Regions from separate parts of the Homo sapiens genome. Here region 2 is linked to region 1. Evidence: read pairs that join two places in POLR2A ChIA-PET (ENCODE). Cell type or tissue: HepG2. All regions are shown on one strand. Each heading gives the region's core, and the rest is flanking DNA. Links, peaks and the distances in the headings are about the cores only. Region 1 overlaps UBE2Q2 (ubiquitin conjugating enzyme E2 Q2). Region 2 overlaps PEAK1 (pseudopodium enriched atypical kinase 1).

Evidence for each region. Peaks named below come from ENCODE experiments on the same cell type or tissue, not always from the same donor. Only the 100,000 strongest peaks of a DNase experiment are listed, where the experiment ranks them.
Region 2: POLR2A ChIA-PET joins it to region 1 with 5 read pairs; 1 of 35 experiments calls an interaction of 5 or more read pairs at or near these places.

Annotation. Positions count from the first base shown.
Region 1 is chr15:75,876,008-75,891,920 of GRCh38, forward strand. It overlaps UBE2Q2 (ubiquitin conjugating enzyme E2 Q2), which reads left to right. Exons shown (of 13, transcript NM_173469.4): 6 at 180-264; 7 at 1,954-2,014; 8 at 3,091-3,181; 9 at 7,359-7,417; 10 at 14,428-14,476; 11 at 14,912-15,007. Among named protein-coding and RNA genes, the nearest start is that of FBXO22, 20 kb to the right of the region's middle. In HepG2, for the core only: no CTCF peak of the experiment used is centred there; a DNase peak (open chromatin) is centred at 9,914; H3K4me3 peaks cover 790 bases.
Region 2 is chr15:77,302,959-77,318,871 of GRCh38, forward strand. The region is part of intron 2 of PEAK1 (pseudopodium enriched atypical kinase 1); the gene reads right to left. Among named protein-coding and RNA genes, the nearest start is that of LINC00597, 86 kb to the left of the region's middle. RefSeq lists a silencer at 4,435-4,635. In HepG2, for the core only: a CTCF peak has its summit at 8,841 (motif pointing right); a DNase peak (open chromatin) is centred at 8,893.

The DNA of each region.
Region 1 (15,913 bases), core at 5,280-13,279:
TGAACTGAGATTGCGCCACTGCACTCCAGCCTGGGTAACAGGGCTAGACTCCATCTCCAAAAAAAAAAAAAAAAAATGTTGAGTGGTGATCCATTTTTGCTGTAATCTTTTAGATCAGGTTGAAATATCTTAAATCTTAGCTCAGCAGACCCTGGTAAACAGTGGCTTTTGTGTTTCAGGGTGCAGTGTCTGGGTCAGTGCAAGCTTCAGATAGACTTATGAAAGAGCTCAGGGACATATACAGATCACAGAGTTATAAAACAGGTAAGGATCTCTGGATCCCTGCTCTCTTTATGATTCTTCTGCTCTTTTCTATTGTCAGATTATAAATGTCATTTCTTAAAACTGGACAGAAATGGAAATGTTTACTAGCTTTATTTCAGGAATGTGAAACTCAAATGCAATCAAGTTCCAAAAGATGTAGGAGTAAAATAGGATGAGTTTACTTGTCTTTTGGATTTTTAAAAAATGTTTTTATAGGTCCATTGGAATTTTGTCCTCTTCTTGATAAACAGTGAACTCTTACATGATTTTTATCTTCTGGGGAAAGCATGAGCGATATTGCTTGGAAAGTAAATAAGAGTAAAACATTTCATTTTACAGAGAATAATTGCCAAGTTGATTTTTATGATTCCCCCCCATTTTTGAAAGCAAGATAATCAGCTTTTATTGTAAAGATAGTTATGTTATTACCTTTAAAATATATAAGTTTTTAAAGTTTTCATTTCCTTGTTTGACGAGTATTCTTACTCAATATGACTTGAATGTTATGGAACCTCTCTAACTAGAGGTAAAATTCTCATATTGTTATGGAGATTCTAATAGTATTAAATAATGAGCCAAACTTTAATTTGAAAAGATAGCATTGGTTGGGTGCGGTGGCTCACACTTATAATCCCTGCACTTTGGGAGGCCAAGGTGGTCAGCTCACCTGAGGTCAAGAGTTCAAGACCAGCCTGGCCAACATGGCGAGCGAAGCCCCATCTCTACTAAAAATAAAAAATTAGCCGGGTGTGGTGGCGCACGCCTGGTGATCCGAGCTACTCAGTGGTCTGAGGCAGGAGAATCACCTGAACCCAGGAGGCAGAGGCTGTAGTGAGCCAAGATTGCACCACCGCACTCCAGCCTGGGCAGCAAGAGTGAGACTCTGTCAAAAAAAAAAAAAAAAAAAAAAAAGGGTTATGACCGATTCAATTCTAGCATTATGACCGATTCAGGAATTCTTAGCGTGAGCAAATCAAAATTAATTAGAATTTGCTTAAAGAATAAAAACAAGGAAAAAATCCTTGCTTTGTAGTGTGCAGGATAAGCCAAACTTGTTTCTGAGTTGTTAGAATTGTGGGTGTCCTTACGGTTTTTTGTGTAAGAAGTCTAAAAGTTTATCTGTAGAAACCTAATAAAGTACAAACATTTGAATACTGGTTTTATTTTTAAATGTTAAATAATCATTTGTTTCAGCATTGTTTATATAGAAAAAAAAAAACAGATACTGGGTGGAATTTGTTAAAGCATATCCATAAAATAAACTACCACAGAGTCATTAAAAAGATTGTGAATAGGTTTATGTATACTAACTTGGAAAGATGTCCCTGAAAGTTGAAGAGAGATTATAAAACAACATACGTAGAAGGATTCCATCTTTGTAGAAATGTGTGTTCATGGAAGAAAAGTCTTAAGTACATATGATTTTGCATAATCTTTTTTTCAGTCAGACTAAACGGTAAGCAGTTTTTCAACTCATTAAAGAATCTTCTCAGTTGATGGCTGTAATTATCTGTTAAGGGCATAAGATACTCAGCTGCAGTAGTGTAATATTTACTATATAGCTTAGTTGTTCCATGTTTTAAGAGCAAAATTTCTAGCTTTCGTTGGCTATTTAGTGTATACATTTATACCATAGTAATAGTTATATGATGAAATGAAGAGTAGCTAACATGCTCTATATCTTAACAGGGATTTATTCAGTGGAACTCATAAATGACAGTTTATATGACTGGCATGTTAAACTGCAGAAGTAAGTGGCTTTTTAATGCTCACCCACTCTTTGCAATGGTAGACTATCACAGTGGAGGTTATTTTCCTTCTAACTTGATACCTTTATACTATGGCTTTTACTTAGAACTTTAGACTTTGTTTCTATAGAAATAGTTCTTAGATTGTTTAAATGAGCTGTTGCTGAGGTCTAATAAGAAAGTGAGAAAGAGGAAGGACAGAAAGAGGGACCAGCTGCGGGATAAAGTGTTTTATGGAGTTAGAGCAGGGGAACTTAAAAACAAAAGTGTATTTAATAACTTCATGAGACTGTGATAACCAGTTTATATTTGAAATATATACAGCACTTTGGGAGACTGAGGTGAGAGGATCTCTTGAGCCCAGGAGTTTGAGACCAGCCTGGGCAACATAGCAAGACTTCATCTCTACAAAAAAAAAAAAATTAGCCAGGCATGGTGGAGTACACCTGTAGTCCCAGCTACTGGGGGTGGTGGGAGGCTGAGGCAGGAAGATCTTGCACTCCAGACATCAAGGCTGCAGTGAGTCACGATCGTATCACTATATTCCAGCCTGGGCAACAGAATGAGGCACCCGGTCTCTTAAAAAAAAAAAAAAAAAAAAAAAAAAAGTTGGGGGGAGGTGGGATTCAAATTAGACCTGTATATATAGGACAGTTGTAGACAAATACAGGTTTTTTTAGTGATTTAAGTTTTCATAGTTCTGACCATGGCAAACTTTTCTCCTTGAACCCTTTGGCTAATAATGTAAGTTTAATATGCTTTCCTAAACTTTTTTTGAGTTCTTGAGAAAATTATATTCATGTGACTATTTTCCTTTAGAGTGACTGCAAACTCTGAACTCCTTTACTAGATTAGATTTAGAGTATTATGGTCTCTTTTGGACATTTATTCCCAAGGAGCTGGAACCTATGGTGACCTCTATTTTTCCTGGTGATACAGAGCAGCTTTAGACCTTCTCTTTCTGGAACTTGCCCTAGGTGCTCTATTTTAGCTGTCATACTAGTTCATTTTTGAGTTTAGTTAAAAAAAAAAATCTCTAACTTTTTATTTGAACTGTTTTTTGTTTTGTAATTCTTAGGGTTGACCCTGATAGTCCTTTGCACAGTGATCTTCAGATCTTAAAAGAAAAAGAAGGCATAGAATATATTTTGCTTAACTTCTCTTTTAAGGTAAGAAAATAGTTACAGGACCCCATATACTTCCAGTGGGGTGCGTATATTTGTACAAGTGCTTTGGAAAACAATTTGGTAAAGTAGAAGATACTCATACCCTATGGTTCAGGAATCTCGTAGACATATTCTCCGTTAAGACGTGAGTACTTAGGCGTACCAGGAGACACAGGAATGTTCAGAGCAGCATCGTTTATAATAGCACCAAATAGAAAACCCAAGTGTTCATTCCAATAAAATGGAGAATTGTGGTGTTTATAAAGTGGTTTACAGCTATGTGGGACAAGATGGGTGGATCTTGAACACAGTTGTAAAAGAGACTGGACTCCAAAACCTATTTTGTACAATTCCCTTTATATACAGTTCAAAAATAGGTAAAACTAATGTTGATTAGGGCATGCATTCTTAGTGGAGGCAATATCACCTGCAGTGTAGTGAAAACTGATCTTTAGAGTGAAAACAATCTTAGCTATTAAAATGGTCTGCTGCCCTCCAAAGGGCCACAGAACATAAACAGATATACGATTTATCTATGGTGTTAAAATTCCATGGAGCAGGGGGGTAAAACTAGGAAGAAAACTTCTAAAAAGGCTTCTTAGGGGGGCAAAAATGAAAAGAAAACTGAGAAACACTTATTTATGGATTCATACGTGAGCAGTAAAACTGCCCAAAGAGGAAAACTGTCCAAGAACAAAGAGGTGATTACATACAGGTTAGGGTAAGGAGTCCATCTAGGTGGGAGGTAGGGAGGTGTGAACTGAAAGGTATATCTGCGCAGGCTTCTTGGATACTGGCTGGAATATATTTCTGGGCCAGGTTGATGGTTACATGAGCACATAATTTACAATAGCTTCTTAAGGTATATCTCTATATTTTATGTACTTTTCTGAATTTATGTGTTATATTTAATAAGGTTTTTTTTTGTTTGTTTGTTTGTTTTTTGAGACAGAGTCTTGCTCTGTTGCCCAGGCTGGAGTTCAGTGGCACAGTTTTGGCTCACTGCAACCTCTGCCTCCTAGGTTCAAGTGATTCTCCTGCCTCAGCCTCCTGAGTAGCTGGGATTACAGGTGCATGTCACCATGCCCGGCTAATTTTTTTATTTTTAGTAGAGACGGGGTTTCACCATGTTTGCCAGGTTGGTCTTGAATTCCTAACCTCAGGTGATCTGCCTGCCTCGGCCTCCCAAAGTGCTGGGATTATAGGTGTGAGCCACCACACCTGGCCTAATAAGTATTTTAAAGATGCTAAAAATAATGGTTAAAGAATAGCAATGGAATCTAGAAAAAATGTTAATGATTTTTTTTTTTTTTTGAGACAGAATCTTGCTCTGTTGCCCAGGCTGGAGTGCAGTGGCCCAGGCTGGCGTGTGGTGGCACAATCTTGGCTCACTGCAACCTCTGCCTCCCGGGTTTAAGCAGTTCTCTGCCCCAGCCCCCCGAGTAGCTGGGATTATAGGCATGTGCCACTATGTCCGCATAATTTTTGTATTTTTAGTAGAGATGGGGTTTCACCATCTTGGCCAGGCTGGTTTTGAACTCCTGACCTCATGGTACACTTCCCTTGGCCTTCCAAAGTGCTGGGATTACAGGCGTGATTTAATATGGATCTGGATGAGATGTAATGGTTTAAAATCTGTGGATATATGAGATATTTTGATGGAAAAAGCAATACTTCCTTTGTACTTACAAAAAAGGTAGTAATTTTCTAAAAGCTTCTTACGTAGCTTTTTTATGTGTGTGTTTTTGCTTGGGGATATATCTTATGATTGAACTTTCTTGAAGTGACCCAAATGTCAGTATTATCTCTCACTTTTGTTATTATAGAAACTGTTGTGGTTGTCAACTGGGTTGTCTTCCTAAAATATGAGTCTGGTATATATTGACTGAAGTTGCTAATGGCTACATTTTTACTAATTCATATGGGGGAACGAATAAAGCACCCAGGCCAAAAACAAAAAACAAAACACACAAAAAAGGAAGGTATCTTTCTTTTTAAAAAATTGAATTATATGTCCTTATGCCTAACACCAAACTTAAGAAATAGAACCTTTTTTTTTTTTATCCGTCCCTGTGGCCCCCTGTGTGCCCCTCCCTTGTCACTTCCTCTTTGAGAGGTATCTTTACGGGAATATGAAATATTGGCCAGGAAACTGGAGGATTTGTGACTATAGGTAGTGTTTTCATTATTTTTTCCTGCTCTAGGTAGAACTTCAGGGAGGGGACGATCTGGGAGGTAAATGGCTGAATTTCTGTTGGATTTGTGTTTCTGGACCATGGCTCCTGATACCACAAAGAAGGGCCTTTTCTGGGGTTGGAGTATTTCTTGAGAGGCCTAGGAAGAATGTGATTGCCTTGAGCTAACTGACCTTATGAAGAGGACCTTAAACTGAATTGCCAAGTTATTAGTATCGGGATTCACAGACTTTGGAGGATAGCAGGTATGACTCAGAAAGATTTGCAGGAAAGAGCCAGAACAGTATATATTTATGGCCTCTGATGTCCACGGTGACAACTTGAATAATAAGAAAAATGGAACTTGAGATAAAGCATAACACAAAGATGGGAGTTGGGGCAGGAGGGAATGTGACCTTGTTGGTAAATCCAACTTGCTATATTTTTAAGGAAGTCACTTTTTGGTGTTTCGGGCAGCATCTGAATTACTGAATTGAATTCTGAGGTAGTACTTTAAGAAGGGTCTATTTAGATAAACTTAGGTTCATTTAGAGAATAATAGCCAGGATTGGGAAGAGATTGATTGTATTCCGTGTCCTAGGATAGCTGGTGAAATTGTGGATTTGGAGAGGAGAACATGAGGGTTGATGTTATCTTGTCTTCAGCTATTTGAAGGACTGTGTATATGGAAGCATTAGTTTTTATTTGCTTTTGGTGAATGCAGGGCATGAAACTAGTAAGTCAAATTACAAAGAGGTGATTTTCAACTCAATGTGAGGAAGCGATTTGTAACTATTTAGAGCCATTTGGTGATGTAGTCTTTAAAATGTTCCTCTTCCTTAATAACTTAGATGGCTAAGATGTTAAGATCTCAGATAACTTTCTGAGATCCTTTATAGAGTCTGAGAGTCTGTTTCTGAGTTAATATGTACTAAGGTAACTGAAACTTCATTTTAACAGTCATCCTCAACCTTTTTTTCCTCCCTGAGGAACTTTTTATTTCTGTAAAATCTGGATTCCTGAGTTCCAGGGTATAGACTTTATGGAATAGAGCCCGCAGATTTTGATGTAGAAGAGTTATTCTGAACTGTTTAAAATGAATTAAATCATACATAATGAAGAGGTTTTGTAGTCACTCATTAGGGATTCACATGTTTAAAGATCTAAATAATAGGAGGTTAAATGAAATTGTACTTTACCAAGCTTACATCAACCTCTATACCTTTCATTATGTCTGTTAAATATAGATGAAAGGTGAGCTACTTTATTTGAAAGTAGATTATAATAACTGTTGTTAAGTTGGTATCTTGTGTCATTAAGTTGGTATCTTGTGGATAATCTTACATTTCTATTGCAAGTTAGAAAATGCAAATCAAAATTAATTAGAATTTGCTTAAAAAATGAGATGATTAAAGCTGGCTGTCATTCCCTGTCAGGGCAATTTGCAGTTTGTTCTTCAGGGTCCCAACCTAAGGAGCCGGAGACTTAGCAGGGCCTGTCCTCGGTGGACGCTGAGCTCCAGTATTTATCTCCCTGTGAGCTCTGTGAGTCTGTGAGTTCTAGCTCAGCTTGTGAACCTCTTCTTTTTCTCTTCTGTAATTGGAAGAAAACCTAAGGGGGAAAAAAAGATCCTGCTCTCTGGTGTTCCCTTTTCTTAGCCTTGAAATTATTATGTTTTGTTCACCTTTCTAGTTCTCAGTCAGAAGATTTATCTAAGTTACCTAGTCTATCATTATTGGAATGGTTCCTTTATATAGTTCTAGTGAAGTGGAACCCCTTCATGTGTTTCATCAGTTTACCATAATGCTGTTCTGTTTGGGCCTGATTTTAACTTCATTTTTATTTGCTTTGGTTTTCATTTTGGTTTTGGGTACTAATTTTATGACTCTTACCCATTATCTGATAATAAATGTACACATTCTTTATAGTATCTTTTAAAATCTTCTAAATAGTATAACACTAAGGATGTTCTTTAAATTAATTAAACTTGCTTATTTGCTTTTTAGGATAACTTTCCATTTGATCCTCCATTTGTTCGAGTGGTGTTACCTGTTCTCTCAGGAGGGTAAGTTTAAGTGACTACTTAAAAAGAAATTTTTTTCAGTTAAAAAAAATTTTTTTTTATAGGGACGAGATCTCACTATGTTGCCCTGGCTGGTCTTGAATTCCTGGGCTCAAGTGATCCTCCCACCTTGGCCTCCCAAAGTGCTGGGATTACAGGCATGAGGCCACTGTGCCTGGCCTGCATTTTTTTTTTTTCTTCTAAATATAGTGTGCACCAGAAACATTTGGAGAGCTAGTCCCAGGGTTTCTGATTCAGTAGGTCTGTGGTGGGGCCTGAGTATTTACATTTTTAAGAAGTTTCCAGGTGAAGTTGATGCTGTTGTTCTGGGGCCCACACCTAGAACCATTAGTTGTAAAGCATTATGTTGTTGATAGGTAAAGTTTTTAATGATTCATACACACATGTATTTATACATACACACACACACACACACACACACACGTATATATACGCACATACTTTTTACCATAAAAAAGCTAATGTTTTCAAATGTAAATTGTGATTGAGGGTTTAGAGAATGTTACGATTAGAGAATGGTCCCCACATGCCTGTGATCCTAATTGGTACTTTTAGGGATAATCATGGGAAAATCTCATGGACCTATGGAACTGGCTAATTACTCCTAGAGGTAATACTTGCAGTTTATTAGGGTCAAATGGTAATTGTATTGCTTCTTTTTATGGTTGGAAGTCTTACAGAAGGTGGGGAAAAGATCACAATTTGTTAGGTTAGTTATGAAATGTTCAGTAGGCCCTCAAAGTATGAGCAGTTTAACTTGAGAATGTTCCAACACTCGGGTGACTAATTCTATTATGTGACATAATCTACATTATGGTGGTTAAAATCTAAATATATCCAGCCTTTCCTTTGATCATTTCTATGGTTGAGATAGTAATAGTTGCATTTAGGGTAAAAATATGAGTGACTGCTTCAGACTTCAGAACTTTCTCCAGAAGAGCTTTGTTCCTACAGTTATTTTTAGTTATATTTGCTTTACATGCTTATATATGTGTTTTGGGGGCTAAAATCCTGTTAAGAATCATTTCTGTGTAGTCAGAATACATACTAACTTTGGTGTTGATACTACAGAATAGTTATTTGGGCATGGTGTCCATCTGTAAAGCTCAGAGAAACAAAAAGTGTGTGTTTGTTTGTTTTTTTAACCTTTCGTATTACATATGGATATGCTGAGCTCATTTTGAGTTCTGCCACATGGTAAAGCAATATAATTTATTTTTACTTATTTATTTATTGAGATAGGTTCTCGCTTTGTTGCTCAGGCTGGAGTGCAGTGGTGCTGTCATGGCTCACTGCAATCTCTGCCTCCTGGGCTCAAGATATCTTCCCACCTCAGCCTCCTGAGTAGCTGGGATGCCACCATGCCCAGCTAATTTTTGTATTTTTGGTAGAGATGGTGTTTTGCCATATTGCTCAGGCTGGTCTTGAACTCCTGGGCTGAAGCCATCTTACCCGCCTCAGCCTTGCAAAGTACTGGGATTACAAGTCTAAGCCACTGTGCCTGGCCCAATATTGTTTTTCAAAATTATTTTATTATTTTTTGTCCTTTTTTGTTTTTAAATATTTCTTAATTTTATTTTTTTCAGTATTGTTTCTTAAGAGTTTACTTACCTGACACCTGCAACCTAATCTTTGCCATAGCTCTCAAAATGTTCTGTAAGCACTAATAGTAGTGGGGTTTTTTTTTATTTGTTTTTTGAGACGGGGTCTCACTGTCACCAGGCTGAAATGCAGTGGCGTGATCTCAGCTCACTGCAACCTCTGCCTTCCTGGGTTCAAACAATTCTCCTGCCTTAGCCTCCCGAGTAAGGACTACAGGCGTGCGCCACCATGTCCAGCTAATTTTTGTGTTTTTAGTGGAGATGGGGTTTCACCATGTTGGCCAGGATGGTCTCTATCTCTTGACCTCGTGATCCGCCTGCCTCAGCCTCCCAAAGTGCTGGGATTACACGCATGAGCTACCGCACCCCACCTAGTGGTTTGTTAATAGATGTTTGTTTTGAGGGGACTGCAAGGTTTTGGGAAACCAGGTTCAGAATATCTTTTACCAAAGGACTTCTTGGAGGCTTAATGCTGTTTTCTATTTTTCCCAAATTTGTTTAATAATTTACACGATAGCATCTCAGAGGACGGTGTCCTCTGGCTTACTCTCTGGGAAAGGCTGTTCTTTTGGAAATCTGGAGTTCTGAGTGATTCCCATGTGTTTTCTGCTGCAGAGCAGGAAATGCTGAAGGATTCCTTCGTGAGCAGATGTTAGAGGTTTCCTTTTGACAGGTGGTTACAAAGTTGATCACAAATATACTATCACAGTGAGTGGAAATCCCAGGTTGGGTGTGAAATAGTTGTTTAGAATTGTGTACAGTTTTCTTTTGTTACCTTTAAAGCTTCCGTAGACTGTTTTTGGATCAGGCAGTAAAATTGCTATAAAAAGTACTTCTTTTGTCATAAAACCTCATGATCAGTTTTGGAAGTGGAATGTTAGGTAACCCAGCCAAATATTTACATATACAAAATAAACACAAGACTGAAAAATAGTAAATTTTTAACCTTTCTCTTGCTGACACCACCAGTCTTTTACTAGCCACCAAGTCATAGTTCTTACGTTTTTCATAGTTTAATGTTAAAATATCTTTAACGAAGCCTTTACTGATTGGGGAGAAATGACATAACTATTGTGTTTTAGTTTTTTTTTTTTGAGACAGAGTCTCACTCTGTTGCCCAGGCTGGAGTGCAGTGGCGCAATCTTGGCTCACTGCAACCTATGCCTCCCGGGTTCAAGCCATTCTCCTGCCTCAGCCTCCTGAGTAGCTGGGACTATAGGCATGCGCCACCATGCCCAGCTAATTTTTGTATTTTTAGTAGAGACAGGGTTTCACCATGTTGGCCAGGCTGGTCTCAAACTCCTGGCCTGAAGTGATCCACCCACCTGGGCCTCCCAAAGTGCTAGGATTATGGCATGAGCCACTGCCTGGCCAACTATTGTGCTTTAGTTTTATGTGCTTGTTTATAAAATTGTGATGTTTACTCAGTATTCCCATAAGCATGGGAAAAGGAAGACAGGTCATTTTTTGTTCAAAATCTTATTTGAGAGAAAAAAAAGATCAAGGAAAAGATTTGGAAGAAATTTGCAAATTCAGAATAAATATATAAAAACATTTTTATCAGCCAGATGTGGTTGCTCACGCCTGTAATCCCAGCACTTTCGGAGGCCAAGGCAGGTGGATCATCTGAGTCAGGAGTTTGAGACCAGCCTGGCCAACATGGCAAAACCCCGTCTCTACTAAAAATACAAAAATTAGCTGGGCGTGGTGGTGGGTGCCTGTAATCCCAGCTCATCGGGAAGCTGAGGCAGGAGAATCGCTTGAACCCAGGAGGTGGAGGTTGCAGTCCAGCCTGGGCAATAGGGCGAGAGTCCGTCTCAAATTTTTTTTTTTTTTAATCAGAACATTTTAAAATGTGATTATAAAATTGGCCAGTATAGCTTTTCAACATTTTATTGTAAGAATTCTAAGAATTTAAGTTCATGACCTTAGTTTACCACCTAGAATAGAGACAAATATTTTATGCATAATGCCATTTTCAGTTTTAAAATCTGTTACGTAGTTTCTTAATTGATTCTTTTTTGCCACAGTGTTATTGTTCTCATTATTCAAATGAGTAATTTGAATAAGTCAGCTTGTGACCTACTCAAATAAATCTTCTGATTCCTAATAAAGTGTCTTTCATTATACCAAAGCCAGCTATATAAGAGGGGATTAAAAGTACTAAGTACTCCATTGATTATCAAATGCTAACCATGGACTTAATTTATCAGAGGTTTAAAGCAGCAAAGAGTTGCTGTGGCAATAGTGACCTGAAGACTTCATGAAGTAGGTGAGATCCCAGCTGGGCAGTGAAATGTGAGTGTCGGGTTTGGTCAGCTGGTGGAGGTTGAAGGAAAATGATTTACATAGGTGAAAAGTAAACACAATCAGTTATCTAGGAAAGAGAATGAGATACTCAGAGTATACCAGACCAGTTTGAGCTATAACACAAGGAGGGTAGGACTCATGTAGAAGAGTTTTAGGAAATAGTGCTGATGTAATATCTTGTACTTAAACAGGTCTGTGGACTGGCCACAGATCTTTTTTTTTTTTTTTCCCCCTCTGCTAAGTAGACTATCACCCTGGCTATTCATCTTTCTGTATAACTGGTTGAGGAACAGGGGAGTGACAGTAAAGAAACTATTGTAAAGTAAATCTGGTGACAGCAGAAGAGAATATGAGACACATTGTGCTCACAGAGCCTAGAAGAGTGTGACAGTAGTTGAGGGCCACGCTGTTGTCTTAGAGTGAAGTGAGGAGAACCTACATTGGTTTGGTAGTCATGGGAGTGGAAGGAGGAATGAAATGTGAAAGCTCATTGGAGGCAAAATCAAAATGGCTTGCTCTTCATAGTCAACTATTAAGTGAGGAGGAGGAATTATTTGCTGACTTGGGAAGAAGTAAAAGCTTGCCATCTCAATCAGGGTAAAGCTTAAGCATTGTGTGATTCTAGATAGATTATTGAGCAGTTTTGTTCTATGTATTTCATATCCCATATCTTCTAGTTATGACCCTACTTCTTTATTTCTTGACATAGCCAAACATTTTTTAAATTAACAGCTTTATTGTGATACAGTTTATATATGATAAAACGCTTCGAAGTGTACAATTTGGTGGTTGTTAGTATATTCACAGAGTTGTGCAGTCATTACTACTACCTAATTTCAGAACATTTTCATGACTTCAAAAAGAAACCCCGTACTGATTAGCAGTCACTCCCTGTACCCGTTTCCCCCACCATTGATCCTGGCAACCTCTCATCTAATTTTTATCTCTGTAGATTTGCCTATCTTGGACATTTCATATAAATAGAATCATATAAAATGTGGCTTTTTGTGACTGGTGTTTTTTACAGTGATTTTTAAATCAAATATCTGAAGAGGCTAAGCTTAGGATAGTGTTTGCTGTACAACTTTGGCAACTGAACTTTTTTAAAGTTGAAAATACAGTATTACTGTGTCCATATATATGGCATGTTATCCTTAGATGACCCTTACTTAGATCATTAATGTTTTTTTCCTTAGTATTCTTGAACTGTCTCAGTATTCAGCAGGAACCCTTTGGAGGCAAAGAGCAGTAAGAATTTGGAACACTTGTTGACAAAATGAATGTAATTTAATACAGAAGTAGAATCGGCCACTTTTAGGTGTCGATGCTGCTGAAAGTGTATATTAAGGAAAAGTTTAGTTATCTTACTTTTTGTATAGGTACTAGAACTACTTGTCTTGTGTTCAACAAACATTTGTGTAGTTATTACGTACTTGTACAAATGCACTTTTTGACCTGAAAATCCAAAAACTCCCTTTCTTCCCCCCACCTCTTAAGACTCTGCATCCTCAAAGGAAGAGTGGGGTACCTTAAAGGAAAGGTGGTTGTGACTGGATAACAGGTAAAATGTCTACTGTAGACTTCCTTTTCCCGAAACAAGTTCCTGTCTACCATCAGCATTTCCAAAATTTGAAGATTGTGTTTGATGTTAACTCATCAACCGATTATTAAGCTTTCAGCAATTGTGGAACCAAAATCTAAATGAGTACCTGGATCTTCTAATTCTGTTAAATCAGTGAGTGCACATTATATACAATACTCTTTTAGCCCAGTAGGAGAGTTAAAGAGTGGAAGATAGATTTCTATGTTTCAGAAATAGAATACACAAAAAAAAATTTAATCCCATGAACCTTCGCCTGAATTTAAATTTTTGGAGAGTTTTTCTTTTAGATTTTCTTTCACTTTTAGATTAATCTTTCACTTTGAAAGGTCCCAGGGTTTGGGCAAAGCAAGTGGGGAGAGACACTTGCTTGGATTCTCCAGGATGGGGGAGATGAAAAGGACTTCTTTCCCTTATTTTATTATTAAATATTGTCACTGTAACAATTATTAATGTTAGTGGTCTACAGTAAAAGTTTTTAGATGCCTTGTCTGCAAAGTAATTTGGTTAGTTGACACAAAGATGCCTTTGGTTAACTGGAATGGAAGATGTGCAGGCTAGAGTGGTCTTGGCAAGTCTTCTGGGGGGAAATACAGCATTTGGAAGGGTAGGAAGCAGTAGGAATCTCAAGCAAGGGAAAGGCATGGGCAGAGCCCCGGAGGACAGAACAATTTGTGGTGGACTTGGTGTCCACACAGACCTAATCAGTGGTCTTAGCTTTTGTGTTTTCAAAATTACCACAGTTTTTGTTCTAAAACTATCATTCCCTTGATTTTTTAAGGCATGATATTTATGTATTTTGAAATTTAAAATAACATTGAAGGAGAAATGAAATTTTGTTTGAGAAAGATAAAGGTTAAAAATCGTTATCTAAGTAATGATTTTCTAATGGGAGATTTGGTACATCCCCAGAAGTTATCTTTTGTTCAGAGAATAGTCTTCAGGCCTAGAAAGAGCTTAAGGGAGTCCCAGAGAGAAGCTCCATGGTCAGAACCATTTGATTCTCACAACAGAATGGGTAAAAACAATTTGAACCATAAAACCATACAGATCTTCATAGCATGGATAGGGTAAGGTCAGTGTCATTGTCAGGGGAAAAACTCATGGCTGTAACATGGTAGAGAAAGTTTCAGATGTAAAGAACACGTGAACGCCATTTAAGGAAACTGATTCTTCTGCCCCTATTCTTTGGAATATTTAGGGCTAAGTTCTTAATTACTGATATCATACAAATCTGAAAGTATTATGTTCTAAGAACCATTAGAAAAAATTGACTAGAATTTCAGAGGGATTACATTAGCATGATAACATTAGAATTTTTAAATTACCCATAGTCCTGTATCCCTAACAACTGTTGTCATGTTTGCATGTTATTTTCTCATCCTTACTTGTGTGCATATTTTCTTGGTAATGGCACTTAGAAATTGTTTAAGGAGGAATAATTCTCGAGAATTTTGTATGACTCCTTTTTTCTTTTTAAGGTATGTATTGGGTGGAGGAGCATTATGTATGGAACTTCTCACAAAACAGGTGACTTTTCTTACGATACTCCATTTTCACCCACAATTTAGTGTTTTGATCATGTAAATTAGATTGTAAGTAGAAAATTCTTTAATAGCTCCTACTCTTAAATTTTAGTTTATTTTTAAAATAGCGTCTACTTTCAAGAATGAAAAAGGTAAACCAATAAAATGACATTGTACTTGGTGCTGAATCTATGCTAGGATAGGCATTAAGAGTGACCTTTATTTAAGGTTCTAATTTGCTCATGTTGGGCACTTAGAACATTGGTTTGTTGTTTTTTTTTGTGAGATTCTGGAAATGTTCCAATTTTACTTTTTCCCCTTGACTACAGTCTTTTTAACACTGATTTGCTGCTGTTGAGTTATATACCATTTTGTTAGGCCTTCCCAAGTGGGAATCAGAAATACTACTGTATTTTAGAGATACTTTGTTCTTCTGTAGGGCTGGAGCAGTGCCTACTCAATAGAATCGGTCATCATGCAAATAAATGCCACCTTAGTCAAAGGCAAAGCCAGAGTGCAGTTTGGAGCAAATAAGGTACTTCTGTTAAGAATTTTACATAAACCATAAGATACATTTTATATTACTTTATAAGCTTTCTTCCTGTCTTGACTTAATTCTTTTTTGAGATAGTTTCATTTTCATTTGGTTTGTTTTCTTCTTGTTACAAAAGTGATCTATAGAAAATATGGAATTATAAGAAAATTAAAGATACTAATTGATAATCACTTAATGATTTCGTATCTGTTTTTAGTCTGTTATATTTGCTGTAGATAAACATTATAAGTTTACAGTTGTAAACAAAAACTTATTTGTAAACAGATGTTTACAGTTGTAAACTTATTATTAGTATGTATAGTGTAGTAAATTAAAAATTATATGTACTTTGAAGTTTTAAAAAATTGAGTTCATGTTATAGAACTAATTCCTGGTAAGCTTTTATGTGCTAGGCTCTAGTCTTTTCATTTATTTTTACTTTTTTTTTTCTCTGTGCCTATGCTTACCAAGTTTTTTTTTTTTAAATCTTTTTATTAACTCAATCCTCTTAATAACTTAAAAAATAGGTGCTATTATTATCTGCATTTTGTAGATGAGGTAACTGAAGCATACAGAAGTTAGTTAGATAACTTGTCTGAGGTGACAAGTGGCAGAACAAGGATTGGAACTAGACAGTCTGGCTGCCCTAGGCCCAACCAAGAGGAGCTGAGAGCAAGCCATGGGACATAAGGATGTTGTTCAGGCTGGTTTTCTTTTCAGTTAACCTGAAGCATAGGCTGTAATGTTAATTTTAGGACATTAGTGAGACAGCCTTCCAAAGCCGGAGGTTTGTTACCATGACTTTTAGCAAGAATTTGTGGTTTAAAGGCAAGATGGTGCTTTATGAAGCTTCCATTCACTATGGAGGGAATGGTAGTTGAGTTAAATAGTGAAATCCTGGAGCAC
Region 2 (15,913 bases), core at 4,821-12,820, 1.4 Mb after region 1:
CTGATCTTTTTACCAACTCTCTAATTTTGCCTTTACCAGAATGTCATATAACTGGACTCACAGAGCATTTTCAGGCTGATCTCTCTAACTTGGCAATGTGCATTTTTAAGATTCATCCATGTCTTTTCATGATTTCATAGCTCTTTTTAGTACTGATTAATATTTCGCTATATGAATGTACCACAGTTTATCCATTTACCTACTGAAGGACATCTTGGATGCTTCCAGTTTTGGTAATTATAAATAAAGCTGCTACAAACATTTGTGTACAGGTCTTGTGTGAACAGAAGTTTTCAAATTAGTTGGGTAAATACCTAAGAGCATAACTGCTGATTTGCATGGTATGATCATGTTTAGTTTTATAAGAAACTGCCACCAAAGTGGCTGTAACATTTTACATTCTCACCAGCAATGAATGAGAGTTCCTGTTACTCCTGTTACTCCACATCCTCACCAGAATTTGGTCAGTGTTTTGAATTTCAGCCAATTGCTGAGTAGTGGTACCACATTATTGTTTTAATTTGCAATTCCCTAATGACACACAATGTTGACCATCTTTTTAAGTGCTAATTTTGCCATCTGCTTATCTTCCTTGATGGGGTGTCTCTTCAGATCTTCTGCCCATTTTTAAATTGGGTTATTTTCTCATTGTTGAGTCTTAAGAGTTCTTTGTATATTTTGGATTCAAGTGTTATATAAGTGTTTTACAAATATTTTCTCCCCATTTATAGCTTGTCTTTCCATTCTTTTAATAGAGTATTTCACAGAAGTTTTAAATTTTAACTAAGTCACAACTTACCAATATTTTTCTTTCATGTATCATTCTGATGTTGTATTTTAAAATCTTTTACCAAACCCAGTATCATATATGTTTTCCTCAATAAGTTTTATGTTGTATATTTAGGTCTATGCTCCATTTTGAGTTAATTATTGCATAAATTATAAGGTCTGTGTCTAGGTTCAGTTTTGGATATGGACATCCAATTGTTCCAGCACCATTTATTGAAAATGTCATCTTTTGTTAAAAATCAGTTGACTATATTCATGTGAATTTATCTTAGACTCTCCATTCTGTTCTATTAATCTATGTGTCTATTCTTTCACCAACACCATAGTATCTTGATTATCGTGGCCTTACAGTAAGCCAGGTAGTGTGAGTACTACAACTTTGCCAATTTTCTTCAGTATTCCACTGACTATACTAGGTATTTGGCTTTCCTTATGAGCTTTAGAATCAGTTTGTTGACGTCTACAAAATAGCTTGCTGGGATTTTGATTTGGGACTGTGTCAAGTCTATAGATCAAATTGGAAAGAACTGACATCACAACAATATTATTTCAATCCATGAACACAGAATCTCTCTCCATTTCTTTAGATCTTGTTTGATTAGTGCATTGTAGTTTTCCACCTATAGATATCTGTACGTATATTTTTTATCAGTGCCTTACAGTTTTCTAACTGTAGCTCCTAGCTCCTGTATACATTTTTTTTTTTTTTTTTTTTTTTTGAGACGGAGTCTCGCTCTGTCTCCCAGGCTGGAGTAAAGTGGCGCGATCTCTGCTCACTGCAAGCTCTGCCTCCTGGGTTCACACCATCTCCTGCCTCAGCCTCCCGAGTAGCTGGGACTACAGGTGCCCGCCACCACGTCCGGCCAATTTTTTTGTATTTTTAGTAGAGATGGGGTTTCACTGTGTTAGCCAGGATGGTCTCCATCTCCTGACCTCGTGATCTGCTGCCTCGGCCTCCCAAAGTGATGGGATTACAGGCATAAGCCACCACACCTGGCCAATCCTGTATACATTTTCTTTCATTTACACCTAAATATTTCATCTTTGGGAGTGCTATTGTAAATGGTACTTCCTGGGATTAAAAAGTTTTAGAACAACTTTCATATACAAATCACCTAGCCTACTTGGACTTGAGGTTTCCTATCTGTACAATGTGGATCATTCCTGCATGCATTACTGTAAAGGGCACAAAGATGAAGTACAGCCTGGGCAACAGAGTGAGACCTCATCTCTACAAAAGGTAAACAAAATTAGTCAGGCATCTTTGTGTGTGCCTGTAGTCCCAGCTCCTTGGGAAGCTGAGGTGGATCTCTTGAGCCCAGGAGGTTGAGGCTATAGTAAGTTGAGATTGAGCCACTGCACTCCAGCCTGGACAACAGAGCAAGACCCTGTTTCAAAAAAAGGAAGGAAGGAAGGAGGGAAGAAGGAAGGAAGGAAGGGAGGGAGGGACGGAAGGAGGGAGGGAGGGAGGGTGGGTGGGAGGGAGAGATGGAGGGATAATATAACAATATATGGAAAAATTATGAATAAATTAGAAATCACTAAACAAATATAATGGCCATTAAATCCACTGTCCTCCATATAACAACAAGGAAACAAAAGAGCAGAGAAATTAAGTCATTTGATAAAATTTTATTAGGGGCATGGAACAACTGAAAGTCCACATAGCAGCTAAAGGATATTAAGGGAACAAAATTGGCCAGAGGCGAAGGTCTATAAAGAGGGGTGGAAAGGTATTTAGAGAACCAGAGCTCAGACTGAATTACATATGTAATGAGGAGCCACTAAAAGTTCCTGACCAGGACAAAAGAAGAGATAATTACTATGGAGTTTTTTGGAAATTAATCTGACTGGTGGATAGGGTGGAATAAAACAGAGAATGAGTAGGACATGGGGAGAACAGTACAGTCTCCGTGCTATAGTTATCTCTCATTATCTGTGGGGAATTGGTTCCAGGACCCCTGTGAACACTAAAATCTGCAGATGATCAAGTCCCTTACATAAAATGGCATAGTATTTTATATAACCTGTGCACATCTTCCCGCATACTTTAAATCATCTCTGGATTACTTGCTATGTAAATAGTTGTGATACTGTATTTTTATTTGTGTTATTTTTATTATTGTGTTGCTATTTTTTATTTTCAAATATTTTTAATCTGTGGTTTGTTGAATCCACAGATATGAAACCCACGGACATGTAAGGCTGACTATTAGGTTACTGCAGAACCAATTGTGGCTTTTGCCATTACTTTTAATAATAGATTAGGGTCATGGCAAGAATTTCAGAACATGAAAGGTACTTAGACATATAAAACCCAAATTTTATATACACTGTAGGTTATTCTTACTAGCAAAGATTAGTACATATGGCACAACCCGTTTTGCTCTCCTTGTAATGGCAGTTAACGTGCATTTTTGCTTAGTCATTTCTCTTTTCAGTCCTGAATTTTTAAAAGTATATTAAGAAAGATGATGGAGGAAGACTAATTAGTCAGGAAGAGTTTAAAGGACTAAGAGTTTAAAGGACTCAGTAAGACCTCTTAAACAATTCAAGTTCTAAACCCTCCTTTGGACATAACTATGGAAATTCTGAGAATACTTTTGTCCTTTCACTTTTATAACACTTGCATTGTTTTTCAGAAATTATTTGGTTTACCTGCATACACTATTTCCTGGATAAGGCAACTAGAAAAAGGCTGATAGATGCAGGATACTTTCCTATGCCAATCAGAATTAAAGTGTATTTCTAGTTCCAGAGAAAGAATAGTTATAATCACTTAAAATCCCAGGAAATGGCCATGTGATAAAATTTGGCATTTACGTTTTGAACTGCCTAATCATTCCTTTTATAGACTGGCTGAAGGTTACTTTGTCTTTGGCATTTTCTTTTGTCTCGGCTGCTTTCCTCTGTCATCCAGGGCTCAGTTTCAAGGTTGAAATACATTATGATAATCACAGTCAACCAAAGGCATCCCAATTCCAAACTCTCCATAACTTGATGCTTTTCCCATCAATTTTACTTCAGTTAAAAGGCCAGTTAAAGGAAGAATGTATGAATAAATCTGAGCTTACAAGTGCTATTGCCAACATTACCTCACAGAATAAGGCTTTTTATTAAATTTGCTGTCTTTCCACTATATTATACATTAGAAACATAAACATGTACATAAACATCTTTTGAAATTAAGTGACTCCCCTTTAGAAAGCTGAACCTTCTCAATTAAAGGTTCCATATGTTTTACCTAAATAAGTTATTGCCCATAAGACTATGTCAAATATTTCTATTACTTCATATTTCCTCAATCACTTCTCTCTTAAAGCCAATGAAGAAAAACAGCAAATGGAAACATAAATTATTTTTATTATTAAACCATAAGTAACCTTCATGCATTTTTCAACTAGAGATTCAGGACAGAAACCATGACCAATAGCCAAGCCAAGTCCCAGGTCTGATGCTTACTGTATCTGACATTAAGTGTATCACAGCTTATTTGGACCTTAGCTTCTCTATGTGTAAAATGAGGGGACTGGACACAATGTTTGGTTAAACCGTCTTAAGTAAGCATAAACAACTGAAACTTCTAAACTTCTAATGCTGACATTTTCACAAAGAACATAGAGTCCTTTTGAAAACATTACCAGAATAAAAGATCTACAGAGATCTACTGTCGTAGATAACAAAGGAAAGAGAAGCGTAATCAATCGATAGATACAAACATTTGGGTTAATAAAATTTTAGAATCATCACAAAAGCCTTCCCTTAGCTTCCTTACTAACCAGCTTTTGCCTTCTCTTAACAATCAGTTTATTTATAAAAACCACTCCTCTTCAGGAGGTCTTATGCTAACTACCTCCTCTAGGTTTCCACTGTATACAATTTCCTCTCTATCAAGGCATTTCAACAAGACTATAAACTCTTTCCTTATTTGTGCTTGTAAGCTGGATCATATAGAGTAAATTGGATTATGCATTTTAGCTTTTGCATGTACTTCCCCCTCTCAACAAAAGGGATACAATTTGGAAAGGATCTGGCAAATAGTCCAAGTACTGGAAAAGAGAACCCTGCTCTCTTTGATCCTGCTCTCAAATTTTGAGTATATAGGCTGGGGTATTTACCTGGTAAACTCTGAGGAGGAAGACTCAGTGGGAAGGAATCAATAAGACCTCTTCAACAATTCAAGTTTAAATCTTCCTTTAGACTTAACTATGGGAATTCTGAGGATACTTTTGTCCTTTATTTAGTTACAGGCTTCATAATACTTAGTGTTAGGAATATACTAGCTGCTTAACAAATGTTGAAAACAGAATAAATAAAAGGTTAAAAATTTAAGAATTAACACGGCACAATTGAGCTTTTCAGGTATACTAACAGATATTCAACAGAATAAATATTTTAAAGGCTTTTTAATATAAGCTTTCATCTAATAAGCAGTTTGAAGTACTAGAAAGAGCACAGGCATTATCATACACATCTATGTGACTTAATCTCTCTGAGCTTCCTTCCATGTCTTCATTTGTAAAACTGGAATCAACTTAGTTTACAGAGTTGCTATAAAGATTTAAGCTAATGGACAGGAAGCATCTATTAGTCCATGCCCATGTAGGCGTTTGAAATATATATGGCAATATTATGTGACTTATTCCTCAGGGTAACTTCAGGCTTAATAGAGATAAAACCTTTTCCTCTGTGCTTTACTTTCAACATACCCCTCATTTGTATTTAAGTCCCTTCTGATCACATTCCAGTTAATAAATTTCAGTTATGTATGCTTCTCCCAAATGTCAGCTTCATTACAAGTTCTATTAGGAGGAAAGCTTTCCATACTTTAACAGTAGAGAAAAATCAGTTTTGATATTTCATTACTTTTCTGAAGTCCTAGAACAGTAATAATATTTATGACACTGAGCACCGAGGTTTACGAAGCAGTAAATAGCTTTTGTGGCTGATTAAGCATCTCTGTTTCACTTCACATACTCTGGTACCACAGGCATCACCCCTTAATTAAATGCTTGCTAATGTTGCACAAGGACTTTTCTTGGTCCTGTACCTTTCAACAAATGTTACAATGAGGGAGAAGAAAAAACAAGCTAAATTATTGAGATGCTGTGGATACTAAAAGTTCTGCTCAAAGCTGGGTCAATAACATGACATCATGAAAAAGTTACTGTATACAATACAAAATCAAAGCCAAAAAAAATCCAAAAAAAGCAGTACTTTGGAAAGATTCTATTTGAAATGTCTGCATTTCAGGAGTATGAGTAAAACCACAAACATCAGGTAAAAGGAGGAGCATATTCCTTTTCCCATGTTTGCTGCATATAAAATAATTAGTATAAAGTCATTTTATAATTTTCTTTGATATTAATACTTTAGCACCTGAGTGGCTAAAGATCAGAAAGGAACAAGTTTGTGCCATTACCAAAGATGAATATGTCTTTTCTCATTTATGGAGGTTTTATCCCAGAGTAAGATAAAGGAAAAGTAAAAAGAGAAACCTTAGAAACCCCTGACAAATTATGCTTAGGACTTTGAAGTTCATAGAAAGTTCAGCGGCCACCATTGCTTTTGACTCTCCTAATTGAAGCAAGTAGTAAATCTGTATTCTGCACAGACAGAAGGAATGACATATAAGGCTGCCACAAGTTTTATAATTAATGACAGAATGTGCATTTTCCAGCAAGGGAAAAAAAAAACACCTTTACAGCTTCCAGAAAATCAACAATCTACATGTGGTGGTTGCAAAATGCTGAATACATTGCATTTCTAAAATTAAACAGCTGATCACAGATTGAAAATGATAGTAATATGCAAATGTAATGGTGTAATAAAGTGAAGGAAGTGGTCACACATTACATAAATAATCACCTATTCCAGTTTCCTTCAACTATCCTCTGTCCCCACCCTTTATTTAATCCACCAAAAAAGCCTAAATAGCTTTTTAGATCTGTGAGCTAAACACCAAGTAGTATTTCAGTCTCACAACTAATTTGTCATTGCATATTTTTTATTTGCCATAAAAAACTATTAACTTGTTTTATATACAATCACCTTTATTATTTATACTAATAGAAAAGGACATAGTGGTGAGTAATCCAAAACATTCAAACAATCAAAACTTTAAATATTCAAACAGGACAATAAAAGAACCTTAAGTCATGACATATGAGGAACTGTGGCTATTCTTCCTGGAGAAAAACTGTTTAGGGAGAACATGGTAGCTGTCTTCTCATACCTGAGTTGTCATTTCACAAACAGTGCTAAGAACCCAAACTAGTGGACTAAATTTGTAAGGAGACAGGTTTCAGCTCACTACATGGAAGGAAGACAATCTCTTATGTATGGGTGGTAGAGAACACTCAGAAACCAACTGACATTGAATAGAGGTGGCTGGACTAAAACTCAGTAACTCTAAAGCCTCTTTGAATGCTTGAGCCTACGACTTTGTGATATATGTTTAAACTTATGGCCAAATCTGGATGTTTTTCAGGAGTTCATGAAGTCATACAAAAGTTTGAACTAATAGGTTTAAGTCTGGGGTCCCTGAGTCACTCCTTTTACAAGTCTCTTATGTTCCTAGCTTGGTCATAGCACTGTTTAAGCAGAACTTAAATTACTTAGAACTTTTCTGAACAAAGTAAACTGCTTTCTCTGCAGGTTTCATATCAAAGCACAAAAAATAAACCACAACTAAAAATTAGAGAACAAATGGCTTGGGCTGTAAAAAAGGTTTTGAGCAAAAGAACCTAGGGTGCTGACAAGAGCCACATTTAAGTAGTTTGCACCATGAAGTCCAAACAGGACAGGAGTCTAATGAGATGAGTGAAATGACCAGTTGCATACAAGTGAAGGTTTCTAGAAGGGCACATGCAGAAAAGCTACTTTTAGATGGGAGCTACAACCAATGTTGAAAATTAAATGCAACTATGTGCTTGTCAGCTTGCTCTACTATATAAGTTTATGCAAAAGACATGGAAAGTAAAACATACAACAAAGGAATCTGACCTAGACCTGGCTTGGGGATAACCTAAAGAAGCGTTGAGATCTGAAGGATGAAATCTAACTGATAAATGTTTCAGACAGGGGAATACCACATGCAAAGGTTCTGAGATGACAGGGAGCATAGTATGTTTAAAGAACTAAACAAACAAACAAAAACCCAATGAGGCTTGAGAAGTAAGTAGATAGGAACAAATCTATGCAGGACATTTTAGGTATTAGTTTACAGCCTAAGATCATTAGGAAACCAGAGAACATTTTTTAAACACAGGGCCATAATGATCAGATCTGTAGTTTGAAAAATCACTGGATACTGGTTAAAGAATAGATTTCACAAGTTATTAAAGTAGGTGCAGACAGACCATTTAAATAGGTTATTATGATGGTAGCCTAGAACAAAGTGGTGGTAATGAAGACGGAAGTAGATGAATTCAAGAGGCATCTCCCATATGATAACTGCCAGAGTTATTATGCAATAACAGAGGCTGGGTACAGGAATTCTTGACAGGGATAGGTTGAGAATTCAGAAGTTTTCTGAATGACCAGCTCTAAGTCTTAATTAAGGTCTAAAAGGCATTGGGAGTAGTAAGAATTTCAGGGTTGAAGGAATGTTCGGAAATAAATGAGGACATAGAAAATTAAAGGCAGGCCGGGTGCAGTGGCTCACGCCTGTAATCCCAACACTTTGCGAGGCAGAGGCGGGTGGATCACTTGAGGTCAGGAGTTCAAGTCTAGCCTGGCCAACATGGCAAAACCCTGTCTCTACTAAAAATACAAAAATTAGGCGTGCTGGCGGGTACCTGTAATCCTAGCTACTCGGGAGGCTGAGGCAGGGAGAATTGCTTGAACCCAAGAAGCGGAGGTTGCAGCAAGCCAAGATTGCACCACTGCACTCTAGCCTGGGAAACACAGCGAGATTCCAACCCCCCCAACCCCCACAAAAAAAAAAAAAAAAAAAAAGAAAAAGAAAACTAAAGGCAGAAGTTGTTAAACGTTTGGAATGAGATAAGGTGTGCGTCTGGTGGGGGGCACTGTGTAATGAGGACAGTGCCATAAGGTGGAGCTGGATAGCCACGCAGGTTCAGATCCTGGAGGGCTTTCACAAGAGAAAAAATTTGAACTTTACACTAGAGACTATGCAGAGCCAATATACAATTTTACTGAAGAGAAAAACAAGATTTTAAAGTGCCTTTAGAAAGACTGCCTAGTTAGTAGTGTGGGGAGGGATGAACACTGGGAGTAGGGATACTAGGTATGAAGAGTTGTATGAATCATGTGAGAGAAATTTATGACAGTCATAATTAGTGCAGGAGTAAAGGAAATAAAGAAAACGGACCAAAAAATTTTTACAAGGTAGGAAAAACAGGGCGTGGGGAGTTAGAGAAAATAAAGGGACTAGTACTACTCCTGGGTTTCTGTTCTGAAACTAGGTAAATAGTGAAACTTTTTGCTGACACAGAGAATACAATAAGAAAAATAGATTACAGTAACAGATGACAGGTAACTGCGACCAACTAAGTGACACATATTACTATATTCCATTTTTAATTATAGTTACTCATGTAATTATCCTATTCTGTACATCATTATTAAACCTGGGTTCAGAGAGTACGGAGCCAATACTGACTGATAAGAGTTTCTTTCTTTGTGCTCCATTTTATGGAGGCTTACACATGGTAGGTCTTCAACAGGTATTTTATAAATAAACAAATAACAATTCTGCCAACCAAATAAATAACTGAATTGGCTAAGACTATGTGTGGGGCTACACTCACAGAAAAACCAGGTAACAACAATTTAAACACACAGGATTTTATTTTAGGCAATCAGCAGTCTGGGGCTGGGCAGACCAGGAATGGTTTGACTGCAGGTCATCAATGACATCACAAAACAAAGTCCTTCTATCCATCTGCTGTGCATTCCCTCGAATTTGTTTTCATACTCATGATGAACCTCCAGGCATCAGTTCCATATTCCTGGCAGGAAGAAGGCTGAAGGCCTAAAAATATCTCCCATAAGGTTTTGATTTTTGATTATGGAAAGAAAGCTCTCCCCAGTGGACTTGTACTTACATGTCCCTGGCCAGCACTGTGTCACAGGGCCAACCCTAGCTGAAAGATGTCTAAAGGGAGAAGGAAGGGAAGGACAAGGTAGTTAGAAATGGATAATCAGTGAGCCAAAATACATTTAACATGGTAGAATTTATATTTGGCTTATCAGAAGCCTTTTAAAATAAAAGGAAAAACCAGAAGTAGGAATAGAATATTAAGCAAAAACAAAATAATATCTAGATTTTGGTTTCTTACACTATTCTCTAATAAAAGGAAGGCTCTTTGGCAAAAATTGCTATTTCTAGGGCTATCGCAGGAAATACACAAGATAAACCTGGGGCATTTTGTAGTGTCAGAAAATTTTTTAAATGCTTAAATACACACACAAAATATGGTTGATATGGGTATGTCAAAGGGGCGCAGGAGGCAACTGAAAGAACTTCCAATGGTTAAAGCTGAAACAAGATGAGCAATAAAATAAAGTAATACTGGATTAAAATCCAAAGTATAAAATAAGTCTTCAAGTTCATACCAATATAAATAACTAAGTAAATAAATGAGGAAGAATAAACAAATTTCCTAGGCAGAATAATCAAATAGTTTATTCACTTCTTCTAGGAAGTGCAACCTAACATAGGCTGTGCACAAAGACTTCCTTTTATTTTATTTATTTATTTGTTTATTTTGAGATGGAGTTTCACTCTTGTTGCCCAAGCTGGAGTGCAATGGCGCGAACTCGGCTCACCGCAACCTCCACCTCCTGGGTTCAAGCGATTCTCCTGCCTCAGCCTCCTGAGTAGCTGGGATTACAGGCATGCACCACCATGCCCAGTAATGTATGTATGTATGTATGTATGTGTGTGTGTGTGTGTGTGTGTGTGTGTGTGTGTGTGTGTATATATATATATGTATGTGTGTGTGTGTGTGTGTATATATATATATATTTATTTATTTATTTATTTTTAGTAGAGATGGGATTTCTCCATGTTGGTCAGGCTGGTCTCGAACTCCTGACCTCAGATTACCCACCCACCTCGGCCTCCCAGAGTGCTGGGATTACAGGTGTGAGCCACCGTGCCCGGCCAAGACGTCCTTTTAAAGAGTAGTATATGGAAAGAGGGGAAAAGAATAACTTTACAATGGAGAAACCTGGCAAACACTACCTTAGCCAGTGAGCAAGGTTAACATCAACAGCGATAAGTCATGCTGACAGTATATACCCTTGATATGATGTGATGAGAATGGTACTTTATTTCTGTGGTCTTCCTTTCAAAACTTGTGTCACTGATGTATTTTAAAACTTTTGTTTAAAGCATTACAGTATTTTTCTGTGACCATCAATTAATATGAGGGTTTGTGTTATAAGAGTTAAAGCATATGCTATCATTGTATTCTTTAAGAACCTTATTTTGATAAAATGTAAATTTGTTGAACCCTGCCACATTTAGTATCCCCACCCTCAAATCCTGTTCCAATGAAAAAAGTAAAACCTGATACGAAAAAAAAAAAATTCAGTTAACCTATTTTGGGTCTGTAGGCTGACCTCAACCCTGTAATATAACCCATTACAATGAATTTTCTTTTTTTTTAAGACAGAGTTTCTCTCTGTCACCCAGGCTGGAGTGCAATGGTGCGATTTCAGCTCACTGCAACCTCTGCCTCCCCGGGTTCAAGCGATTCTCCTGCCTCAGCCTCCTGAGTAGCTGGGATTACAGGCACATACCACCACGCCCAGCTAATTTTTGTATTTTTAGTAGAGGCAGGGTTTCACCATGCTGGTCAGGATGGTCTCGAACTCCTGACTTCATGATCCACCCACCTCGGCCTCCCAAAGTGCTGAGATTACACATGTGAGCCACTGCGTCCTGCCTAAAACGAATTTTCTAGATGACTGAATAACAGTAGTCCTCTGGTAGGAGATAATGACTTGGTTGATGGCCTTAATATACTACTTAATTACTTAAGATGTTTATTAATAGAATGATAAATGTACAGAGTAACGTATAAGCATGACATACTTTTGCTTTCCGTAGTTTCATGTAAAGAAAAAAACTTGAAAATAGTAATACCTGACGACCCATGGGAATAACAGACACTGGGGAGGTAGGGTGTGGAGTGGGAGCAAGAGCTGAAAAACTACCTACTGGCACTCTGCTCACTACCTGGGTGACAGCATCATCCGTACCCCAAACCTCAGCATCACACAGTATACCCAGCTAACAAACCTGCCCATGTGTTCCCTGAATCTAAAATAAAAATCGAAATAATTTTTTTAAAAAAGAAAAAGACAACAGTATTACCCATGGGACAAAATTTGTACTAATAGCAAGAATTATTTTGTGTCTCATTTAGAAACAATTTGACTTTTGTTCCAGTGTTTAAACTTTGACAAAAATGGTTTTGAATAGATCTTTATAACCTGATGCCATAAATACAAGATTCTCTGATACTTTCATTTAATATATCAATATTGGGCCTAAAACAGTATTCTGTAAAGCTTAAATTGGTATTAACTATGATCATCTTGATGTCTACGATAGATAATAAACAAGGTCATACATACCTTACTAAACAACTTTGGTTTTTCACCAACATTTTATTCTTTAAAAGATTCAGACTAACAGAGTTACTTAGCATTTCGAGTCGTGTGCTTTATTTAGCAAGTGAGTAAAAATATTGGAATATTTAAGTATTTGCATAAAAAATCAAATGGTAGTGTTTTGTAATCTCTACTGTATTTCCTATTAAGGTTTTATATATTACTTTCCCATTGTTCCTGAATTTGTTATCCCATATATAAACAGAAACACGGATGAGTAAAAAAAATAAAAATAAAATAAAAAATAAAAAAATAAAAATCAACAACAACTATATATTATATATGTACAGGAAAAAAACCCATGAGTCTAATCATGAGAAAAACATTGGACAAATCACAAAAGAGGGACATTCTACAATATCCCTCACCAGTACTCCTCTAAATTGTCAAGAACATAAAAAATAAAGATTATCAGAGAAATCATCACAGCCAAGAGAAGAATAAGAAGACCTGAAAACTAAATGTAAGTGTGGTATCCTAGATGGGTTCCTGGAACACAAAAATGATACAGGTAAAAACTAAGGAAATCTGAATAAACTATGAATTTTAGCTAATAATATCAATATTGGTTTATTTATTGTAACAAATGCACCATAAGATGTTAATAAATATGATAGGGTACGTGTGTATTGGGGGGAGGGCATATGGAAACTCTTGTACCATCTTCTCAATTTTTCTATAAATCTAAAACTGCTCTTAAAAAGCCTGTTTAAAAATTCAATAGCTAACTGTAATGCCACCACAGTATTAACACTGTGAGATATATTTTATCAGTTTTGTTTTTCTTTACGTGCATGTGTATTCACATACCCAACAGGTTTAGTTTTTCTATTTTAGTCAAATGATAAATACATGTTCACCATAGAAAAATTAGAAAATAGAGACTTTTAAAACTTCTGTAATGCCATCACCACAAATAAATATGATTGCCATTTTGACATACAGCCTTCCAGCTGTATATGTATATATCTATTTATCTATGTACTATTCCTTCATCACCCATTTCCTGATTCTTACATAAACATACTTAGATTTTATCACAAAGTTATTTTCTCTGGAAAATTCTCCCTGGTTCCCAAAGCAGGTTAAGTCTCTCTAATAAGCACTTACATAGCTCCCTGTACTGCTCTTTCCTAGTGCTTATAACATTTGTAATCAAATGGTCAATTGAGAAATTAATCATCATTAATGCCTGTCTTCCCACAAAAATGTAAGCTTCATATATTATTCATCGTAGTTTCCCCACCATGGTGCCTTAAACACAGCAAGTATTCAATGAATAATAGCTGACGAAATGAATGAATACTACATGTACACAGTGAAGTAACAACATAGCTATTAAAACTATATGTATACCTATGGAAAAATGTTCAACATAGCTTAGCGAAAAGTAAGATGCAGCTGGGTGCAGTGGCTCACACCTGTAATCCCAGCACTTTGGGAGGCTGAGGCAGGCAGAAAACCTGAGGCCGAGAGTTTGAGACCTGCCTGGCCGACATGGCAAAACCCTGTCTCTACTAAAAAAAATACAAAAATTAGCTGGGCGTGGTGGCGTGCACCTGTAGTCCCAGCTACTTAGGAGGCTGAGGCAGGAGAATTGCTTGAACCCAGGAGGTGGAGGTTGCAGTGAACCAAGATGGCACCACTGCACTCCAGCCTGGGTGACAGAGCAAGACTCTGTCTCAAATAAATAAATAAATAAGATGCAAAACAATACGCACAGCAAATTCTCATTTTCTGTTTCAATAATAACAAAAGCTTACTATGTGCATAGAAAAAAAATACAACAAAGAGTTCAAAATCGTTAAGTCTGGGTGGGGAATTTCAGTAAGTTTTCATTTCCTAGTGTAAATATCTGTCATGTTTCAATTTTTATTAAGTATGCATTATTTTTATGAACAGAAAAACAAAGATAAAATATGCCTTCATTATGGAAAAATTAGAAAAGGCAATTCTTTTCAAAAAAACTAAACAACTTGTTATTATCAATCTCATTATACCAGACACAATCAGTTAATAATTCAGTATATTTCCTTTTAATTTGTACCTTGCACATTTATTTTTGTTTGACATACTATAGGTAAATTTATATTTTGACTTTTATGTCTCATTTCATCCTGACAATTACCTTATCAGGGAGACAACCTTTGGCCACATCAGCAGCAGCACAAATGAGTTGAATCATGAGCATGTGTTCCCAGAGCTGGTTAAAAACAGACAGAAGAATGGGGTCTCCTGACTCTCAGTCTTTCACTCCTCGTTAGCCCTCACAGTTCAGCAACAAATTATCAAAGTTGAGATATCATATGTACTATAAAATGACTGAATTCAAATTGAACAGCTCTACAAGTTTAATCACTTTTATAGTATTTCAAATGTTCATATAGTTAGGCAAATGTTTATTGTAGTCTTAGAAGGAAAGATATCTGTAATTACTAAAAAGAACACCAACCAGCATAACTATTGATATACGTAACAATTTGGATAGATCTCAAGGGAATCATGTTGGGTGTAAAAAGCCATTCTCAAAGGCTATATACAAATACTGTATGATTCCATTTATATAGCATTCTAAAAATGATGACATTTCAGAAATGGAAAGCAGATTAATGGTTGCCAGGGACCAGGAATTGGCAGGGGGAGGGAAGATTGAGGGTAACTATAAAGGGGTAGCATAAGGGAGATCTTTGTAGGTATGGAACAGCTTTGTATCTTGACTATTTTGATAGTTAGACAAATCTACACAGGTAACAAAATTGCATGCATGCATGCATACACACACACACACACAAATGTATATAAACTAGTGAAATCTGAATAAGGCTTATGGATTATACCACTGTCGATTTTACGGTTTTGCTATTATAATACAGTTTTGTAAGATGTTATGATTGGGGGTAACTGGTGAACAGTAGACAGGAGATCTCTGTATTATATTGGCAACTTCCTGTGAATATTTAACTTAAAAGTTTTCAAATGGGCAAAAAGGATAAATGACACAAAAACCTCATAATTAACCCTTGCCAGAAACCCCTTATATTAGGGTTTCATAAATGTTTGAAACACACAGTAGTAAATGTGTGGGAAGAAAAATACCACAGAGGAGAATTTCTAACAGAGCTGTCCAACGACAGAGTGGGATCTCAGGCAGGCAGTAAGCTTCTCACTGGAGGTATGTGAACAGAGAGAATGATTTTCTGAAGAGGGATATGGTAAGAATGACTCATTAATTTATAAGTTATAATTTATTAGTCATAAATTATAAATTAATGTATAACTTATAAAATATAATTTATAATTTATTAATTAGAATAAATACCTATTCTAATTCTCCTTTATGAATTTAGCAAACATGCGGTATAAGTAACACAAAACCCACTCCCTCTCTCCCCAGCTTGCAATCATGTCAGATGCTAATAGATGACACCCCTCCTTACCACATGTCCCCTATAAACCTCCTAATTCTGAACAGGTG